Linked DNA regions of Mus musculus: region 1 is linked to region 2. The links are chromatin loops, found by intact Hi-C in ENCODE. Cell type or tissue: left cerebral cortex. All regions are shown on one strand. Links, peaks and the distances in the headings refer to the core of each region. The heading gives the core; the rest is flanking DNA.

Region 1 (5,394 bases), core at 298-5,297, 230 kb before region 2:
AATATGCCATCAGCATTATTGTATAATTCTGATTATACCTTATAATTGCCTAGCATCTTGTTTTAAAACATATATACATATATACATGATAATAGATTTATATCATGCAAAATATGATTAAGAAAAGAATGTAAAAATTGATTATAGTTTCTGATTATGAAGCTGAAACAAACATGTAAAATTAAAATATGTAATAAATATCCACATAAGAACTTAATTTAAATTAAATAAAAGGGAACAAATCATAATTTGATATCAAAAGACTTTGTATGGCAAGTCATGAGGACAAATTTTCCTCTTAAAATCACTCTAATCATATGAGAAAAGAGTGCAAATTGTACACTTTGTGTGACTTGTCCCTAGTTTCTATATTTTTGTTGCAACATTCCATTCAAAACCTGTAGTCATGGGTATACACCCACATAGACAAGTACCTACACACAAACATACAAAATCAAACTTCAAAAATTAAGTCCCTGCTTTGGAGATATTCCTTGATTATAATTAATATCAATATTGTCACAAATATTATCCATAGTACAAGGACTTGAAAAGTGAGAAATCTATTCTTCAAATACATGATATACAATGTTTTTGCCCTGCAGATATCAAATTGATTTTGTTTCTATTATGTTAAGAATCATCCCTGAATTAGTATAGAACAGTGAAACATTTAATGCAAATGTATAGTGACTTTCAACTATGAAAATAATGTTAGTTCTGCAAAAGTTTAAAAAGCCATGGCATTAGTAAGAGGTTTTTTTTTTTTTTTTTTTTTTTTTTTTTTTTTTTTTTAAATACCCTTTAGCCAGGGAAAATAAAATCAGGCAATATAAGAAGTTCAAATAAAATAATTATAATTTTTAACTACAACAAATAATGTTTAAAGACAGGGAACATATTCCAAAAACAAAACCCAAAAAGAAACCAATATATTCATAGAATCACTCTGTTTGTCTTGTGAAACAGTAATAAATGCACCACAGCCACCTCTCTCACTGCATAACTCCTGAAGAGCCCAGGCTTTTACCGGTAAGGGTTCCTCAGCAGCAGAAACTAAACAGGCTAGAAGAAGGAGAAGAAGAAATGTCATCTTGCAGAACCTGTTCCTCCTTCAGAAACAGAATAGTAGAGTTGTTCAGCTGCGAGTGAAATGATGAACTTAATAGGCTCACAATATATTTCAATGTGCACAATGTGCAATGAACTGCTAATTCACATGTAAAAAAATTTTTTTCAGAAGAATCTGGCAGACTATATGATAAGTTATTATGCATCTAACATTGCTTTGTTTTTACCCATGGAATTAGAATTCTGTGGAGTGTAAGATAAATGTTGGTGAAGTGTTGACATTTAGAAAAAAATCAAGAAGTCTAAGCTGTATTGGTGACATTGCCACAACAATTCAACAGTGACTAACACAGCCAGTGAACTCCAAAAGATATTAAAACACAAGTTCGAAAATTTCACACAATAAATTGAGGAATTTGAAATTTTTTTGGTTACAATGCATTTTTCATGGAGGGGAATTATACATTTAAAAAATAGATGTATGCTGTAACATGGTCCTAGATACCCTTGCATTCTCTGTTTAGATTTCAAATATTCTCTCCCAAATATCTTATATCTTCATCTCAACGTCATTGTAAGGAGAATTTTGCAATTTTAGTTTCTTTAAAACACACAGAAATATTATGAGAATGTGCTTTTGGTTAATGCCAGGTGTGGGCCTACTTCAGATTGTCCACAGAAACTGACTTTCATTTTCCTCATCATCTATCAGGGTCATGATTTTTTTTCAGCTGCAAATCGTTTTTGCAGATGTGTGATATTTGGGATTCAGAACATTCTCAGGGAGTTTACAAATTTGTGGTTTTTGAGAGGCCAGGTTGGGTGATGGCCAAGATTTGCTCATCTTGGGTTTTGGTTATTCAGTGTGATTTGTTGTGGTTTGTTAATTGTATTGCTCAAAGATGAAACGAGAAAGAAATAAATTAGATCGAGGCTCTCTAGTGTTCTCTCTCTCTCTCTCTCTCTCTCTCTCTCTCTCTCTCTCTCTCTCTCTCTCTTTCTCTCCTACCTCCACCATTTTACTCTCCTGTTATTGTTAGAGGGTTGTAAGGGTAAAGTAAAAAGGTGGACAAGTGTGGAAGAAAGAAGAACCCAGAAAGAATCAAAGATCAGCTACACTTTGTTTCCCCATGATATCCAGTTACAATTTCCCATATGTGAGCATATGTGGTGTATTAGCCAGGGTTCTCTAGAGTCACAGAACTTATGGATAGTCTCTATATAGTAAAAAAAAAATTATTGATAACTTACAGTCTGCAGCCCAATTCCCAACAATGGTTCAGTAGTAGCTATGAATCAAAGTTCAAGGATCTAGCAGTTACTCAGTCCCACAAAGTAAGCAGGCGAAGTAGCAAGGGCGAGACTCCCTTCTTCCAATATCCTTACATTGTCTCCAGCAGAAGGTGTAGCCCAGATTAAAGGTGTGTTCCACCACACCTTTCATCCCAGATGACCTTGAACTTGGAGATTTATTCTTCTGGAATCCATAGCCATTATGCCTCAAGATCTCCATACCAAGATCCAGATCAGAAACTTCTATCTCCAAGCCTCCAGATAAGAGTCACTGATGAGCCTTCCAATTCTGGATTGTAGTTCATTCCAAATATAGTCAAGTTGACAACCAGGAATAGCCACTACATGTGGGTTTATCCATCTGGCTATGGGAAACCCTAGACCAGTGCCTGTTGCACTCAGCAAGAGTGACAAGAGCAGGTTTTGCTGAAAAATCATGAAGGGGATTGCCTCTAATTTTTCTGAGGGAGTTGATTCTTTCATGTAAGAATTTTCAATGTATGCAAAGACAAGGAAATTATTTAGGTGAGAATATTCCATAGAAAGTCACAGACTTTCCAGGTGAATATTAAATCTGGAGTTTTATCTATAATATGAAGGATACCTGGAGCTGAACTCAAAAAATATAGGTACTTCCAGACTCAACTGCTGTCTGGATATTTTGAAGGATTTAAGGTCATGGGTTTGATAACAAATGTATTTTCACTGATAATACACATTGTTGATTTCTGTAACTTTCTAGATTTTCCATTTCAGGTATTTCACTTTGAAAACTTCAAATAGCAAAACAAAACAAGACAAAAAACAAAAAACAAAAAACCCACAACAAAAGGATTTTCTGATTTATTTTTTTAATTCAAAGGAGAAAACATTTATGGAACATGTCTTGCAAAATATTCTATTGGAGTGAAGAGACACCAAGAAGATGGCAACTCTTATAAAGGAATGCTTGACTTGGGACTTGCTTACAGTTTTAGAGGTTTAGTCCATAATCAGCATGGTGTTTTGCATGGAGACTTAGAGATAGAGTGCTAGGTAAGTTACTGAGAGTTCCAAATCCTAATCAACATGCAACAGGAAGAGACAATGGACCTGTACAGATCATTTGAAAACTCAAAGTTTATCCTCCAACAAGGTCAATTCTACTACCACAAGGCCAACCATATAATCTCTCTTAAGCATCAAGTCTCCCTAGTAACAAAACTTAGAAGTGTATACATGTATGTGCATTAAAACATGTTGGTTGTTTCATGGATGTGTGCAATCATTTTTTGGGGGGGGGTCTCTTTAAATGTAGTATTTAGAATTTGACAAAATATGTGCACTCCATTTCATACCAACTTTAAATATTGTTTTTTTTTTGCTATAAATATTCTAACATGATACTATATGACTACAATTTATTTAACAATTTAATCTTGTATACTATAATTTTGATACAAAGGAAAACTTCATTCAATCATTTGAAAAGGGTACCTTGTCTTAAAACTTGACTTTCCATTGTTTGAACATTTTGTTATTTTCAAAAATCTTCAAATCTGACCTTTAGCTCAGAGGTAATTTTTGGCCTCTTGCTGCTACAAGTTCACTAAATACTAGCTTCTAAAAATATATCAGAAGCATGTTGCAAAAGTTGGGATCCTTAAGGAAATGTACCAGTACAAATATATTGTAAAATATATGATAAATAAATTCAGTTATTTTTATACTACTCTACTGTCTAACTGTATTGTAAGTAAAAGAAAGTTTTGAGACATAACTTGCTGCATGCTTCTTCCTAACCCTTGTTTTTCTTTAGAATTCTTTGTGCTTGTGGGCATATTTGTTGGTTGCATGCTTTCATTACTTGGTATAAGAGAATTTGGGCATGGCAAAACTCTTCATTTACTAGTAAACAAATCTTCTAAGAAATGTAGGTAGATATATTTCACAAATCACAATTTTCATAGAAGAGAAAGAAATTGGTATTAAGTACCTCCTAAGAGCTAACTAAGTACCAGTTGGGAGATTTGATGGTTGCACTCATGGTATGAAAGTTCTTGAACCATGAAAAAATGTCTTTGAAGCTGATAAGAACATCATTCTTTCAATGAGAAAACAAATAAATCTTCATGAGAGAGGACAAATAGACTTATGAAGAATGTCAATCTTATTGCTACTGCGATTTAGAAAATGTAAGAAGTAGTTGAATCTTCATTTTCATCCTATTATCTTAGACTCAGTGTTCCTCTGTTTCCTCCTGTGATGATGTCTATGACAATTTCACAGATACATCACACTTTCGAAACAAAGAACAATAAAACTTCACCACCACACACTTTCTGGGGTTCTCACTCTGAGCCATTTATGGAATTACTAATAAGGATGCAAGCCAGACTGCAGCATCTGAAAAACTGAATAGGGAAGAGAATCTACTTCCCAGGTCAGGCTCAGGGTTTTTAGAGTCCTCTGTTCCTCACAATGTATGTCTCACAGAGATACAATACCTGGCTTTCTCCAAAGTTACCAATGAAGAGAGGGATGAAAACAAAGTTGCAGCTTGTTAGCCTAACTTAGAAGCAATGGACTGCTATTTGTGCCATAGAGTGTTGGTTACACAGACAGAGAGCATCCTGAGAGAAAGAAGAAATTCATTATCTGTGATGAAAAATATCAGTTTGTTGGGCATTGTGCTATGCACAGACAGGTTGGTCTCCAGTTGAGCTGAGATGCTGAATCCCGGAACCCCGTGGACATAATTTACCTACATGGGATGGAAAGAGTCCTCTCATGCTCCTGGAACTCTGGCTCCTGTCTAAGTTACAGCCCCTCAGAGCCCCCAGAAGAGAAACATGGCTAGTAGTCATGTAGGCAATGTCCCAAGCTTCAAACCTTAAGGCTAAACTCCCCCGCCCCCGAGTTACCTAGCAACAGAAAAGATAGCAGCTCACTTTAAAAGGGGCTGTTAGTCCCCTCCTTGCTCTCAATGCTCTCACTCCTTTGTTCACTTGCTCTTACTCTCCTCTCCTATCACTCTCTCTCCGTTACTCT
Region 2 (5,394 bases), core at 247-5,246:
AAATTCAGCCAGAACAGGGAAAATGTCTGCCAGGTGATGAGCGGTGAGGTTGTATAGATTGTGAGGCTAAAATGCTCACCTAAGCTTCTCAGGGTCTCACCAGTTATAAAGTCAAAAAGATGCCACTCATTATCAACACAGGGCCAATGGGGAAAATGGAAAACCTAGGCATGAGCTATCATCATTTTACATGAAAACTAAAAGAAATTTAGTTAGAACAAAAGAAAAATAGGAAAACCTTGATTTGCACCTTAAGTGATTTTAAAATATCACAGTCAGGTGTGGTGTTGTATACCTTATCTGAGTAGTGGGAGTGGGGAGAGAGGCGGTGGATCTCTGTGAGTTCAAGGCCAGGACAGTCTGGCCTACACAATGAGTTCCTGGAAAGCTAGGGGTATGTAGAGAGACCCTGTCTTTAAAAAAACAAACATAATTTAAACAAGTATTTTAATTGAAGTATTCTGAGAAAAGCAGCAGCTATCTTTTTTTGTTAGATATTTTCTTCATTTACATTTCAAATGCTATCCCCTTTACTAGTTTGCTCTCTGAAAATCCCCTATATTCTCCCCTGCTCCCCAACCCACCCACTCCCAATTCTTGGCCCTGGCATTCCCCTATACTGGGGCATATAATCTTCGAAAGACCAAGAGTCTCTCCTCCCACTGATGGCAGAGTAGGCCATCCTGTGCTACATATTCAGCTAGAAACACGAGCTCTAGGGGTACTGGTGAGTTCATATTGTTGTTCCTCCCATAGAGTTGCAGACCCCTTTAGCTCCTTGGGTGCTTTCTCTAGCTCCTTTTTTAGGGGCCCTGTGTTCCATCCAGTAGATGACTGTGAGAGCATCCTCTTCTGTATTTGCCAGGCACTGGCATAGCCTCACAGGAGAGAGCTATATCAGGGTCCTGTCTGCAAAATCTTGTTGACATATGCAGTAGACTCTGGGTTTGGTGGTTGTTTATGGGGTGGATCCCAGGGTAGGGCAGTCTCAGCTACAGCTATTTTAATGAAGCTTTTTACTCATATAAAAAACTACTTAGCTACCTCTTAAATAAAAATTTCTTCTGGACCAAAATTTCACATAAATAAAACACACTTGTCCCTGATGAAAAAACAGATTAAAAATTAAAAGATTTAAAGTAATTATACCATTACCAAATTAGAAAGTTTAGCCTCCTGCTCTACAAACAGCACCACAAACACAGTAGTAAACATTACTGTGGTGACACTAACCTAGTCTTATCCTCAACAACAAGTAGAGCAGGAGAGACACTTGGTATAAACAAAATATCAAAGGCAGGAACAGTTCTGTAGAGCTTCTGCTGCATGATAGACCCTGGCTTCAATCTCCAGCACTACCAAAGGGAACAGGAAGAAAACAAAACAAACACCTCAGTAAAACTATTCCAGAGACTCCAATTTTCAGCTTGCAATAGGTATACAAGCTCGCATAAGACACACATCCTCTACATGGAACATTAAAGTGTCCAGTTATGAAACTGGTCACTACTGAAGCAAAGACACAATGAAAGCATGTTAATCTGCTCAGGATAACAAGTTCAAAGGCAGAGAAGAATGGGCATGTTACAACAATTTATTTACTCCCTGCACTGATTCTATGAAAATCTACCTCCAGACTTCCTGCTGTGAGAGATACACACCTTATTTAAAACCGGAAGGAAGAACAGAAGTGGACGATGTAAGAGAATAAAGGAGGGACACAAAGTTTTATATATGATTATAAATATTAAATAAGCTATATATAAATATTAAATAACCATATATATAAATATTAAATAAACCATATATATTATATGTATAATTAGGCTTTTCTTTGAAACAGAAATGGTTTTAAAACATCTTATAAAGACTTCTGTGTGAATATTAAACTATAGCATTACACAAAACTGAAGCATTTGTAAACATTTTGTTGCTCCTTGTCTCCTATGCAATCACAAAGTACTCAAAAATACTTTGACCTTTTAAACCAGACTTTACTGTTTGTCTACGTACAGTATGAAGACAGACACCTCTTGGGGATAATCAAAGTTGGCTTTCAGGGTCTGATGAATGAGCCAGCTTTCATGTTTATGGTGAAGTTTCTCTAAATATTCAAGAAGAATGACTTGTTCTTCTTTTTTCCATATATATATATTCTACTGCAGCATTTCTCTGGAGTAGCTCTAAAATAAATTATTCTATCCAATTCAAGGCTTTGGCTGAACTGACTATTCATCCCCTCATACCAGTCTTTTTTTTTTTTTTTTGGATTTTGTTTTGTTTTGTTTTGTTTTGTTTTGTTTTGTTTCCTGGCTGTCCTGGAACTCACCCTGTATCTCTGTAGACCAGGCTTGCCTTGAATTCAGAAATCTACCTGCCTCTGCCTCCCAAGAGCTGGGATTAAAGGTGTGTGCCACCACTGCCTGGCTCACTTATGCCAGTCTTGATATATTCTCCACTCTGTTTTATTCATGCAGTTGGATTCATACAAATTAGATAGAAAAACACACCTGCCACTATACACAGATGGTTCAAAAAATAATACAGGTTTCTCTGCATCTTTGAGCTTGCCATTGACAGAGGAACACTGAGATAGGATCCGGCTGAAACAGGCATATGATTGGAAGTTAAAAGAAACACCGTCCAGGTATCTCATTCCTCATCTGACAAACATCCCCATGGCTTTTCTGAGACCTTTTCAATTCCTCAAATTTGTCTTGAGTATTCTGCACATTGCACCACTTGGCGACAGGCTCAGGAACCACTTCCCAATCCTGACAAACTTGCTTTAGGATATTCACAAACGGTGACTTCCAGGCGGGGATGTTCCCCTCTATGGAGACCTTCCTGATGCAGGTCCCCTCAGAGCTGGTGGATGGAAAAGGGCAGAGTCTCTTAGGTGGGGTGGTCATGCCTAGCTCGAGACTGCTCGAGGGGTATGTCAATTTTTCTGCGAAATTTCTTGCACTATTCTCTTCTGCCTAGATAATTGTGTCATCAAATATTTTTAACCAATCAGAGGTGATGGAAAACACTTTTTGTATAGCAGAGAGAACAGAGATAGTTGACAGTGCCATCATCCACATTGCAACCAGATATCTGGACATTGAAATCTGCTTCTATATACACAGTGCCAAAAACCATCCTCCTACAGATGTATAATTATTACTGCATATTTTTAATTTTCTGGGTGTTAGTATTGTCATTCTATGACATATATTTGACACGGGGTCTCCTTGCACCTGAATGACAAGTAGCCTCTCAGATATTGTCATAGTAACATGCATAGTCTCCACTCAAATCTATCCAGTGCTAGGATTGATGATATAGAAATGACATTTCAAGTCTTTTTTTTTTGTCCTTTGATGTTCAACTGTTTTTAATGCTGCAAAAGTCGTGTGCGTCTGTGTGTGGGTGTATGTGTGTGTATGTATGTATAATATATATATATATATATATATATATATATATATATATATTACACAGTATATTTTATATATCATATATATTAAATATAAATATACACACATATATTTCCAGAGTTTGTAAAACAATTCTACCATGAAGTTTAATGTAACAATATTTTAATATTTGTTCTTACATGCTTATATAATACTTACATTATATATATTATATATGCTTACAATACTTCTATATTATTTACTAATTTTTTATTTACTTGCTTTTTTTTAAAACAGCTATACCTTAATTTAAAATAAAACCTAGTCAAGTTTGTACATATGAGAATCTGCCAACAAGGAGATACTGTATGATCTCTGTTCTTGCATAGGCCCATTTGAGAGGACTAACAAATTGTTTTAGAACTCATGGGCTGTGTTCTACCCAGTAGCACATCTAACACAAGCATGTTGCAGACAGGCTGAACCCTGAAGGGTAAGTGTCTTGATAACTTCATGCTATTATGGAGCATGGCTCTGCTTGTAATACTCTCAGTCCTTACATTTTTCCTAATCTAAGTGTTGTGCAAGAACTTGGAGGGGTCTTCCAGCCCCTCACTGCGCAGTTATATTAGCACTGACATTAATAATGCTTGATCTTTGTTAAGTATCATTGATGGAACAGTTAATGTTTCAATTACCACCCTTAAAAGAATTTAGATTTGTAGATGTTCAGCAATAAACACTACCTTTAGAAAATATATGGAGATATATCTTGTTAATAAAGGTAGATTAAGATGTTTGTGTCCATGGTTGTGTGGTACTATGGACAACATCTTAGGAAACAATTTGTAGATCCAAAAGGAAGACTCTTAGTAATTGATCTAGCAATTTCTTGTAGTCAGTGAAGAAGAACAATGGCAGCCCTACTAGTACTTCCTGACATGGCTCTCCTAGAACTGGACAGGTGATCAAGGTGTTCAAAAATATTTTCCATCAAATTCCTGATTGGATTTAATAAAAACATTGATGATCAGTAGATGTATACCTTGAAGATTAAAAGTAGAAATGAATTTCTGGAGTCCAGCTTCTTGAGCTTTTGTATATATTGGATATTAGTCACCTATCAGATTTAGGATTGGTAAAAATCCTTTCCCAATCTGCTGGTGGCCTTTTTGTCTTATTGACAGTGTCTTTTGCCGCCTTATAGAAGCTTTGCAATTTTATGAGGTCCTAGTCATCAATTCTTGATCTTACAGCACAAGCCATTGCTGTTCTGTTCAGGAATTTTTACCATGTGTCCATATCTTTGAGGCTTTTCCCACTTTCTCCTCTATAAATTTCAGTGTCTTTAGTTTTATGTGGAGTTCTTTGATCAAACTTTGACTTGAGCTGGTGTCTCTAGCTGCATATGTAGCAGAAGATGGCCTAGTCGGCCATCATTGGGAAGAGAGGCCCATAGGTCTTGCACACTTTATATGCCCCAGTAGAGTGGAATGCCAGGGCTAAGAAGTGAGAGTGGGTGGGTAGGAGAGCAGGGCGGGGGGAGGGTATAAGGAACTTTCAGGATAGCATTTGAAAGGTAAATAAAGAGAACATCTAATAAAAAAGTAGAAATGACTGATAGATTTTTATATAAATGTTTAGATTTATGACAGTTTTAAGATTTATATAAGATTACTATGTTAAGGCTAATAATAAACTAATTGTGCTTTCTTTATTAACCACAAATAACAACCTGTCAATAAAAAGAAAATGTTAGAGAAAATTACATGACTTTTTTTTAATACCTTCTTAATCTATAACAAAGTGCTTACTTATGAACATATGTGAGTTCCTGGGAATGATTTGTTTCCCCTTCATGTGTAATATGTAAATTGTTTTTCAAGTAAAGGTATTTGGGAACATACATATTAAAAATAATCATTCATTAAAAGAAAGTTGACTGTAATCACATTGTAATGTTTATGTAATCTGAAATATTTTACTGGGATAT

Evidence for each region. Hi-C counts contacts between places; a loop is a spot of excess contacts. Peaks named below come from ENCODE experiments on the same cell type or tissue, not always from the same donor. Only the 100,000 strongest peaks of a DNase experiment are listed, where the experiment ranks them.
Region 1: it touches region 2 in a loop (6-fold over the local background); 6 of 42 quality-filtered maps call a loop at or near these places.

The regions. Positions count from the first base shown.
Region 1 is chr6:60,173,420-60,178,813 of GRCm38, reverse strand. No RefSeq gene overlaps it. Among named protein-coding and RNA genes, the nearest start is that of Gm5570, 98 kb to the right of the region's middle. In left cerebral cortex, for the core only: no CTCF peak of the experiment used is centred there; a DNase peak (open chromatin) is centred at 2,671.
Region 2 is chr6:59,939,869-59,945,262 of GRCm38, reverse strand. It overlaps the pseudogene Gm18012. Among named protein-coding and RNA genes, the nearest start is that of Gm22723, 130 kb to the left of the region's middle. In left cerebral cortex, for the core only: no CTCF peak of the experiment used is centred there; no DNase peak of the experiment used is centred there.